Regions from separate parts of the Homo sapiens genome. Here region 1 is linked to region 2. A link is a loop called in an ENCODE intact Hi-C map of the cell type or tissue named here. Cell type or tissue: endothelial cell of umbilical vein. All regions are shown on one strand. Each heading gives the region's core, and the rest is flanking DNA. Links, peaks and the distances in the headings are about the cores only.

Region 1 (5,392 bases), core at 120-5,119, 250 kb before region 2:
GTGCTTCCTTTAGTGTTCCAACTACTCTTCTGTCTTTTGCGTGAATATGGGCAGAGGCAGGGCCAGGACTAGGGTAGAATGTGTGAGGCACTCACTCTAGGTACACAATTTAAGGGGGCCCCAAAAAACTTGATAATCAAGATAATTTGTTAATGTTTTTAAAAATAAAAATTAATGCAAAAAACCCATTATGAACAAAATATCGATATTTTACTTTTTTTGAAGCTTAATATTAATTTTATTAAACTTTTTTCCAGGTTTATTATGATTGGCAAATAAAAATTTGTAGGCTGGGCACGGTGGCTCATGCCTGTAAACCTAGCACTTTGGGAGGCTGAGGCGGTAGGACTGCTTGAGCCTAGGAGTTTGAGACCAGCCTGGGGAACATGGTGAGACACTGTCTCTACAGAAAATAAGAAAAAAATTAGCTGGGTGTGGTGGCACGCAAGCGTGACTCCAGCTACTTAGGAGGCTGAGGTGTGGGAGGACCGCTTGAGCCCAGGAGGTCATCGCTGCAGTGAGCTGAGATTGTGCCCACTGCACTCCAGCCTGGGCGACTGCGCAAGACCCTGTTTTGGAAAAAAAAAAAGAAAAATCTAAGTTGTACAGCTTAGGGTTTTGATCTAAATATATCTTGAGTAATGATTCCTACAGTCAAGCTAATTAACATATCCATCACTTGAATGGTTACCATTTTCTTGTGTGTGAGATAAGAACATTTCAGATCTACTCTCAGCAAATTTCAAGTATTCAGTAATACATTATTATTTATAATAGTTACCATGGTGTACATTGAATCTCTAGAAATTATTCATCTTATAACTAAAAGTTTGTATCCTTTGACCAACATATCCCCATTTCCCCCACCCCCAGCCCCTGGCAAACACTACTCTACTGTATGTTTCTCTAAGTTTGACTTTTTTAGATTCCACCTATAAGTGACGGGATCAGTATTACTGATGTTTTTTTTCCTCAGCCTCCAACATGGCTCAATATAGTACTGGGCAGCAGAGAGAAAGTAACCCACATGTAAGCGGCTTAAGCCCAGATACTCATACTTCCTACGTATATGTGGGAGAGAGTAGTAAGATTCAAAGTAACCTGCTGGCTGATCACCAATGTGATATACCAATGGCATATACTCAGGTCCTTGTCAGGACTAATTTCATAAAGTATAATTATGCACATATTTTGTTGAACTTAGTTTACAGCAGTGATCTGTGTATAATCTGTTGTATAAAATGAAAGAATGAAAACATTTCCAAAAGTTTTCAAGTAGTTCATTTGAAATGGTTCACTGAGAGCAGTGAAGCATATACTTTAGAATAGCAGCATTGGATAACTAAAACTGTTTACCAAGAGATCTGGAAGGATCACCTGGTTCCTGCAAGCTTTTTCTAAGAAAGGCCAGATAGGGATATTAATTGAATTTTAATGCTTTCCAATAAACATTGACCCAGCAAGCTTTTTTAGATGACTAACTTTCTAATCTGCTTTGACATTTCTTCGTGGGGCTGCAAACAGTGATTTGTTGGTAGGTTTTAAAATATGTATAATTTGTTTTAGTGAAGAAGGTTTGGAAGTATACTGTAGAATTCTGTGAAAGCAGAATGGAGTCTTATCTGTAAGGAATAAGTCTGGAGGAATGGACAAGATCAACTTTTCATTTCTCAGACACCTTGTTGAGATGGATAGGAATTATTTGATGTTTTGACATAGTAAATTAGTTGTTCTGCCTCTCATTGTTATGTAACAAGAGATAAAATGCAATGTTGAACTTGATGGTCTTTTGCTTTCTAAACACTTTTCAATGTTTTTAGGTGTATAGTGTTGATTGGAGCCAAACCAGAGGTGAACAGCTTGTGGTGTCTGGCTCATGGGATCAAACTGTCAAATTGGTATGTTAGCATTATTGTATTCAAAAACGAATATTCCCTTCTCTAGAGCTTCCACTAAATTTTCTTCTCTTTTTCCAACATACTTCTGTAGCTCTATGATTCGACAGCTGAGCTTTCTTTTAAAAAAAAAATTAAAACACTTATTAGAACTTAAAATTTTCTAATCTTTTGGCTGTGAACTAATAGTTAGCTCAGCATTAGTTTGGCCCTTAAATACAGTCTTGCTTTATATCAAAACAGATCTTTAAAAATCCTTGAGATCTGTATATATATTGTATGCATATATATAAATGTATATAGTTTATTGGTGTATGTAGTATATGTAAAAGCATAAATTTGAATTTATCCCTCAAGTAATTGATCTATTCATTTATTTGTAGTGGGATCCAACTGTTGGAAAGTCTCTGTGCACCTTTAGAGGCCATGAAAGTATTATTTATAGCACAATCTGGTCTCCCCACATCCCTGGTTGTTTTGCTTCAGCCTCAGGTAAATTATTCTGTATTTACCAAAAGCCTTACTTGTAGTGAATGGTGGCCTTGTTTTTACCATTAGGTGGCGCTGTGTACCTTAGCTTCAGAGAGAAAACAGGAGAATATTACTATTCTTTTGTGTTCTTAAGACTTTACTTCTTTTTTTATTTTTATTTTTTTATTTTTATTATTATACTTTAAGTTCTAGGGTACATGTGCACAACGTGCGGGTTTGTTACATGTGTGTGCATGTGTGCCATGTTGGTGTGCTGCACCCATTAACTCATCATTTACATTGGATATATCTCCTAATGCTATCTCTCCCCCCTTCCCCCACCCCATGACAGGCCCCGGTGTGTGATGTTCCCCATCCTGTGTCCAAGTGTTCTCATTGTTCACTTCCCACCTATGAGTGAGAACATGCGGTGTTTGGTTTTCTGTCCTTGGAATAGTTTGCTCAGAATGATGGTTTCCAGCTTTGTCCATGTCCCTACAAAGGACATGAACTCATCCTTTTTTATGGCTGCATAGTATTCCATGGTGTATATGTGCCACATTTTCTTGATCCAGTCTATCATTGTTGGACATTTGGGTTGGTTCCAAGTCTTTGTTATTGTGCATAGCGCCGCAGTAAACATACATATGCATGTCTTTATAGCAGCATGATTTATAATCTTTGGGTATATATCCAGTAAATGGAATGGCTGGGTCAAATGGTATTTCTAGTTCTAGATCCTTGAGGAATCGCCACACTGTCTTCCACAATGGTTGAACTAGTTTACAGTCCCACCAACAGTATAAAAGTGTTCCTATTTCTCCACATCCTCTCCAGCACCTGTTGTTTCCTGACTTTTTGATGATCGCCATTCTAACTGGCGTGAGATGGTATCTCATTGTGGTTTTGATTTGCATTTCTCTGAAGGCCAGTGATGATGAGCATTTTTTCATGTGTCTGTTGGCTGCATAAATGTCTTCTTTTGAGAAGTGTCTGTTCATATCCTTTGCCCACTTTTTGATGGGGTTGTTTGATTTTTTCTTGTAAATTTGTTTTTAAGTTTTTTGTAGATTCTGGATATTAGCCTTTTGTCAGATGAGTAGATTGCAGAAATTTTCTCCCATTTCGTAGGTTGCCTGTTCACTCTGATGGTAGTTTCTTTTGCTGTGCAGAAGCTCTTTAGTTTAATTAGATCCCATTTGTCAATTTTGGCTTTTGTTGCCATTGCTTTTGGTGTTTTAGACATGAAATCCTTGCCCATGCCTATGTCCTGAATGGTATTGCCTAGGTTTTCTTCTAGGGTTTTTATGGTTTTAGGTCTAACATGTAAGTCTTTAATCCATCTTGAATTAATTTTTGTATAAGGTGTAAGGAAGGGATCCAGTTTCAGCTTTCTACATATGGCTAGCCAGTTTTCCCAGCACCATTTATTAAATAGGGAATCCTTTCCCCATTGCTTGTTTTTCTCAGGTTTGTCAAAGATCAGATAGTTGTAGATATGCGGCATTATTTCTGAGGGCTCTGTTCTGTTCCATTGGTCTAGATCTCTGTTTTGGTACCAGTACCATGCTGTTTTGATTACTGTAGCCTTGTAGTATAGTTTGAAGTCAGGTAGCTTGATGCCTCCAGCTTTGTTCTTTTGGCCTAGGATTGTCTTGGCAATGTGGGCTCTTTTTTGGTTCCATAGGAACTTTAAAATAGTTTTTTCCAATTCTGTGAAGAAAGTCATTGGCAGCTTGATGGGGATGGCATTGAATCTATAAATTACCTTGGGCAGTATGGCCATTTTCACGATATTGATTCTTCCTATCAATAAGCATAGAATGTTTTTCCATTTGTTTGTGTCCTCTTTTATTTCGTTGAGGAGTGGTTTGTAGTTCTCCTTGAAGAGGTCCTTCACATCCCTTGTAAGTTGGATTCCTAGGTATTTTATTCCCTTTGTAGCAATTGTGAATGGGAGTTCACTCATGATTTGGCTCTCTTTTTGTCTGTTATTGGTGTATAGGAATGCTTGTGATTCTTGCACATTGATTTTGTATCCTGAGACTTTGCTGAAGCTGCTTATCAGCTTGAGATTTTGGGCTGAGACGGTGGGGTTTTCTAAATACACAATCATGTCATCTGCAAACAGGGACAATTTGACTTCCTCTTTTCCTAATTGAATACCCTTTATTTCTTTCTCCTGCCTAATTGCCCTGGCCAGAACTTCCAACACTATGTTGAATAGGAGTGGTGAGAGAGGGCATCCCTATCTTGTGCCAGTTTTCAAAGGGAATGCTTCCAGTTTTTACCCATTCAGTAAATATTATCATATTGGCTGTGGGTTTGTCATAAATAGCTCTTATTATTTTGAGATACATCCCATCAATACCTAGTTTATTGAGAGTTTTTAGCACGAAGGGCTGTTCAATTTGGTCAAAGGCCTTTTCTGCATCTGTTGAGATAATCATGTGGTTTTTGTCTTTGGTTCTGTTTATATGATGGATTACATTTATTGATTTGTGTATGTTGAACCAGCCTTGCATCCCAGGGATGAAGCCAACTTGATCTTGGTGGATAAGCTTTTTGATGTGCTGCTAGATTCAGTTTGCCAGTATTTTACTGAGGATTTTTGCATTGATGTTCATCAGGGATATTGGTCTAAAATTCTCTTTTTTTTGTTGTGTCTCTACCAGGCTTTGGTATCAGTATGCTGCTGGCCTCATAAAATGAGTTAAGGAGGATTCCGTCTTGTTCTATTGATTGGAATAGTTTCAGAAGGAATGGTACCAGCTCCTCTTTATACCTCTGGTAGAATTCGGCTGTGAATCTGTCTGGTTCTGGAGTTTTCTTGGTTGGTAGGCTATTAATTATTGCCTCAATTTCAGAGCCTGTTATTGGTGTATTCAGGGGTTCAGCTTCTTCCTGGTTTAGTCTTGGGAGGGTGTATGTGTCAAGGAATTTATCCATTTCTTCTAGATTTTCTAGTTTATTTGCATAGAGGTGTTTATAGTATTCTCTGATGGTAGTTTTTATTTCTGTGGGAT
Region 2 (5,392 bases), core at 88-5,087:
GAAGACAGGGCTCATGGAAAGGTCAAAGGAGGCATGGGCACCCATTCCCCTTGCCCCTGTTGTTGCTGCAGATGGTATGTTGCTCAATATCATATCAGTATGACTACCCGGAATCCTGGGTGATAAGAAGTACAACTGGAGACTGGGACACACACAGTGACTGCTTCTGCAGTGTGGGGATTCTGTATAAAAGCCCTTCCCCCTGGCTCTAGGTACTGGCCACCCTCCCAAGGGATGTGAGATATTTCTGCAATCACTTACCTCCTTCCTCCTCCTGTTTCTCTCCAGCCTGTGCAGTGCAGGGAAGAGCACTGGCTCTCATGCCATACTGCTGGGGTCTGCTTTTGTGCTTCCCCACCTGGTGGCTCTGAGATCTTAGCCAAGCACTGTACCTTCCTGGGGCTGCTGTAACAAAGCACCACAAGTTGGGTGGCTTAGAACAGCAGAAATATGTCGTCTCACAGATCTGCGGGCTGCAAGTCAGACCATGATGTTAATAGGGTTGATTCCTTCTGAGGGCCACCAAGGAGACTCTGTTCCAGGCCTTACTCCAAGCTTCTCGTGGTTTGCCAGCAATCTTTGGCATTCTTTGGCTTGCAGCAGCATAATTCCAGTCTTTTTTGTGTGTATGACAGGGTCTCTCTCTGTCGCCCAGGCTGGAGTGCAGTAGTGCAATCTCGGCTCACTGCAACTTCTGCCTCCCGGGTACAAGCGATTCTCCTGCCTCAGCCTCCCGAGTAGCTGGGATTATAGGCACCCACCACCATGCCCGGATAATTTTTGTATTTTTAGTAGAGACAGCATTTCACCATGTTAGTGGGGCTGGTCTCAAACTCCTGACCTCAAGTGATCTGCCTGGCTCGGCTTCCCAAAGTGCTGGGATTACAGGCATGAGCTACCGTGTCTGGCCATTACATGGTATAATCACTGTGTGTGTGTGTCTGTGTTTTCACATAGCATTCTTTTTGAAGGACACCAGTCATATTGGATTAAGGGCCCACTCTACTCCAATAAGACCCCATCTTAACTAATTACATCTGCAACCATCATATTTTTGAATAAGGCCGCATTTGGGGTACTGGGAGTTAGAACTTTAACATATGAATTTTGTGGAGACACAATTCAACCTTTGAAAACAACAGATTTAACATCTCAGTCTTCTCATCTATAAACCAGGGATATTAGTAACATCCACATTGCAGAGTTGGTGTAAAAAAGATTCAGTCATTTCCTAGACAACCGCTGTAACCAGCTAAGCCTTGAAGCCACATGCTCAGTCATTTAGAACATGTTAAGCACATCGAGACATCTCTGGCTCACAGCTAGCAGCTGGTAAATGTGAGCCATCATTATTTTTCACAACTACATGTGCAGATTTTGACCCTGGGAGAATTTTTTGTTCTAGATTTACACACTAACACCCCTCCCATCTGACCTTTGACCAAGGTTTTTACTACACGTATAAAAATAATAATATAAAGGAGTATGAGCCAAGTACTAAAGTCCTGAGGAGGTGATATCTCTGTGTGCCAAGCAGTCACGGAAGCCTTCATGGGTGATGTTAGAAGACTGTTTTAGTCTGTGCTTGCACTACTATCAAGAACTATCTGAAACTGGGCAATTTATAAAGAAAAGAGGTTTAATTGGCTCATGGTTCTGCAAGGCTGTGCAGAAAGCATGGTGGCTTTTGCTTCTGGGGAGGCCTCAGGAAGCTTCCAATTGTGGTAAAAGGCAAAGGGAGAGCAGGAGTCTTACATGGCTGGAGCAGCAGCAAGAGAGAGGAAGTGGGGAGGTGCTGCACACTTTTAAATGACCAGATCTCATGAGAACTCACTCACTATCATGAGAACAGCACCAAGGGGATGCTGCGAAACTACTGACAAGAAATCGCTCCAATTGTCCAATCATCTGTCACCAGGCCCCACTTCCAACACTGGGGATTACAATTTGACATGGGATTTGGGTGGAGACATGTATCCAAACCATATTACAGACCTTGAAGATGGGGAAGGGGATTGAATCCTTTGATCAAAATCCCATTTTGTGCCTCTGATTTTGGGAAAAATTACTGATCTTCCTTGAACTTCAATTTCTCTATAAAATGGCAATAATATAGTTGTTGCATTGATTAAATGAGACAAGGTAAAGTGTTTGTCAGATGCCCCAAACCCAATAGGTGCTCAGTGAATATTTTTTAAAAATATAGAAGTTATGTTGTGGGCAAAGACTTGGGCAAATTATTAGGAACAAGACTGTAGCTTTTGGGCAGAGCACAGTTGGACTTACTGGCTCAGTAATTCCACATTTGAGTAGAACAACAACTAGTTTCTCAATGATGACACATCAGGATCAAACACCCGGGGGACCTCTCCTGCAATTGCTGTTCTCTTTGAAGAAGCTCCTTTTAAATAGAAGACAGTACCTTGAAATATGGCCACAGGAGGTCAGTAGCGTGCTGTGGTTCTACGCAGAAGCAAAAAAACAGTCCCCTCTAAGCATCTTTAAGCCATAAATTCCTTGTTGTAAACTAAGAATATGTTATTCCTTCCATATTTTCAGATAAATTGACAGCTAAGCTTAAAGAAATTATGCTTTCAGCTTGTAATATGGAATAGACAGGCACTAACTTATTCTTAAAGACTCTTATTATGACACGGCTGTGTTTGAAGAAATGGTTTTGTTTTGTTTTTTAATGAAACCTGTGTTTTGGTCAAGAGTGTTACCACATTCAGATCACAACTTTTCTAAGGAAATACACTCAAAGACACCTAACATTTGAGTGAGATTAATCATAATGTAAGATTTCTGTGATGTGTGCAATGGGGCTTCAATATCTTAGATCTCACCATGATGGGCAATTGCTTGTCTTTTTCGAGCCTTGATTTCTCATCTTTAAGACAGGAGTGACGCGGCTGTTGTCATAATTAAGTGAGGAAATGTAGTTAAAGCACCGACCACCAAGCCCTAAACATTTTGTGCTTCTGGATGCCCAGTATCCTTCCTGTTTGGGGAGAATCTGAAGATGGGTGAGGGACAGGGCTTGTCCCTCGCCGCAATGGAAGTCAAAGGGGGACGATCTTTCTTCGACTCTTTGACCCCTGGCTGCTGGAGCATGGTCATGTGACCAAAGCGTGGCTGGGCATCTCAAAGGCTCAGCCACTTGCATATTATTTGTGATGTCAGGTGTAGGCTAGTGGCGTAATAGCAAGCACCCGGGATCAGCAGGTCCCTGCAGGATGTTGGCGGGGCTTTGCCTACCTTCGTTTCTGCCTAAGTATGCTGAGTTTTCCCAACAACGCTGGGAGCTTATTTATATCCTTCTAACAAATTCAGGTTAGCCAGAAAATCTACTGTTGTTTGCAACCCAAAACACTGAAGAGTGTAAGATTCAAGTTTAAGTTTATGGTAAATGTGCAAAATTACTCGTTAAAGGATTCTGGCTGGTATATAATAGAGTTTTCTCCTGAGGTTTTTTCCACAGTACAATCGATGATTGTAAAAGAAAAGCTGAATAATTGAAAAAAGGCCTAGTGTTTTGACATGACAATAGAAATAATATTTACTAGACACAGAGAGCAGGGTTTCAACCATCCTGTAATTGTCAGCCATGCAGCAGGGCTGTCTGAGGACAGCTGTGCATGTAAATCATCACTGGTTGCCTGGATGAGATAACTAGGTTACTGGTGGCTTCCCCTTCTTCTGGCTTCAGAGGTTGCACCCAAACTCAGTTTCCCATGGGCCCAGTGACTTCCTCTCTCATATCCTCCCACACCAGACCTTCAATGAGACTAAATGGAAATATCTCTGAAATCCACTGATGAGAGAGCAGTAGAACTAACACTGTATATATGTGTGTGTGTACATACTTCAGTATGAAAACAGGAATTCCTATGCATAAATGGCATAACAACACCATATGGCCCCTCACCAATGCATCAGAAGGTAAATAGCTTCTCTTCAGATGATGTTAGAAGAATCATTTGTCCAGTTATTCAAGTTAAATGTCATTTACTTTTGAAATGTTTCTTTGTGATTTAAAGCCTGTCACTAAAAACAAACCCCACACCACCACCACAAAACAAAAACCAAAAAATAAAAGCAAACCACTGCTCTTTGCTTCTCAAACTCTCTCACTGCCTGATATCACACTCACCAGGAAATTTTCTTGGTGATAGAACTTCCATTTCCTCACTGTCTCCCTCACCACCTACCCTACCTCCCATCAGCCCTGGCCTTGGGAATGAAGTGGTCAGAGAAAATGATCTCCTCATAAATGTCTGATGAAAATCGGCTTGCCACCCTGTAACATGGGAAGACATTTGTATCATCTATATTCTAGGTTGATCATAAAACCATCTTATAAAATTGGTTAATTATGCTGGGGTTCAACTGTTTATTATGTCAGACAAGTAGGGTTTTGGGGCAGGTCTGAGATGAAGAGATTGGTAGTAAGGGAAGACTCAATTTATAGCTTTTATTACCAGTAAAATCTGAAGCCTTGCAAAACCTCAATGGTGCCCAATTATATAAAAACATGGTAATTTTTCTTGCATCATCAATATTTAAAAGCCACTTGGCTGACCATGTTGGGACACCTATGTTTTGAAGCATGTGAGGAAACATCTGTGAGCACATTTACAGTATTCCATCAAATAATACGCTTCAAATTCAAGAGGAGTAATTTCAAATTAGTAATGTTTACAGACATGTCTGCATCCATTGTACCTAAAAGAAAGTTAAAATGAGATAAAAATCTGGGAAAAAAAGGTGGCAGCTCATTTCCCACAATCTCCCTTGCTTTTTTAAACTCTTACTTTGAACTTACTGCTTTTTGCATGATAGTCTTCTGCCTTAATTCTTGAATTTTCCAAATTGATGTTAAAGTCTTTAATGACTCCTTTTTATACCAAATAACTCTCTCTTTTTTTCTTTTTACCAACTCTCTGATATGCAAATGTATGTCTGGAGTACCATAAAAAGGATTTTATTTTTCAAAAATAAACAAAGGGAGAATGTAGGTAACAAAATCTAATACAGAAGATGTATTTAACATCATGGTATAGTAGAAAAAAACAAGTTATTCTGTCTTGCATCATTGATGTTTATAAGTCACTTGATGAGCCATTATGAAACATCTCTGTTTGTAACATGCAAAGTTAACAGCTGGGTCATATTTATAGCATTCTACTCAATACCATGCCTCAGAGTCCAGGTTGAGAATTTGTGATTTGCAATTGATAGGCATATTTGCCTTCAGACATTGGAAAACTCTGAAATAGGAAAAAATAATGAAGACATTGTAAAGTATTTCTTTCCCTCTGGCAAGTAAAAGATTAATTACTGTTAGTATACCAGCTCTTTCTTATAAGAAATCATCCTGAAATCCTAAAAT

What was found. A loop is a pair of places that touch in the nucleus more often than their neighbours do. Peaks named below come from ENCODE experiments on the same cell type or tissue, not always from the same donor. Only the 100,000 strongest peaks of a DNase experiment are listed, where the experiment ranks them.
Region 1: a loop joins it to region 2, with 6 times the contacts of the local background. A loop is called at or near these places in 3 of 110 quality-filtered maps.

The regions. Positions count from the first base shown.
Region 1 is chr6:136,843,795-136,849,186 of GRCh38, forward strand. It overlaps PEX7 (peroxisomal biogenesis factor 7), which reads left to right. Exons shown (of 10, transcript NM_000288.4): 4 at 1,821-1,898; 5 at 2,279-2,387. Among named protein-coding and RNA genes, the nearest start is that of PEX7, 24 kb to the left of the region's middle. In endothelial cell of umbilical vein, for the core only: a CTCF peak has its summit at 2,450 (motif pointing right); a DNase peak (open chromatin) is centred at 2,437.
Region 2 is chr6:137,092,102-137,097,493 of GRCh38, forward strand. No RefSeq gene overlaps it. Among named protein-coding and RNA genes, the nearest start is that of IL20RA, 50 kb to the left of the region's middle. RefSeq lists enhancers at 2,219-2,268, 2,289-2,538, 3,946-4,085, 4,999-5,168. In endothelial cell of umbilical vein, for the core only: a CTCF peak has its summit at 2,435 (motif pointing right); a DNase peak (open chromatin) is centred at 2,450; H3K27me3 peaks cover 429 bases.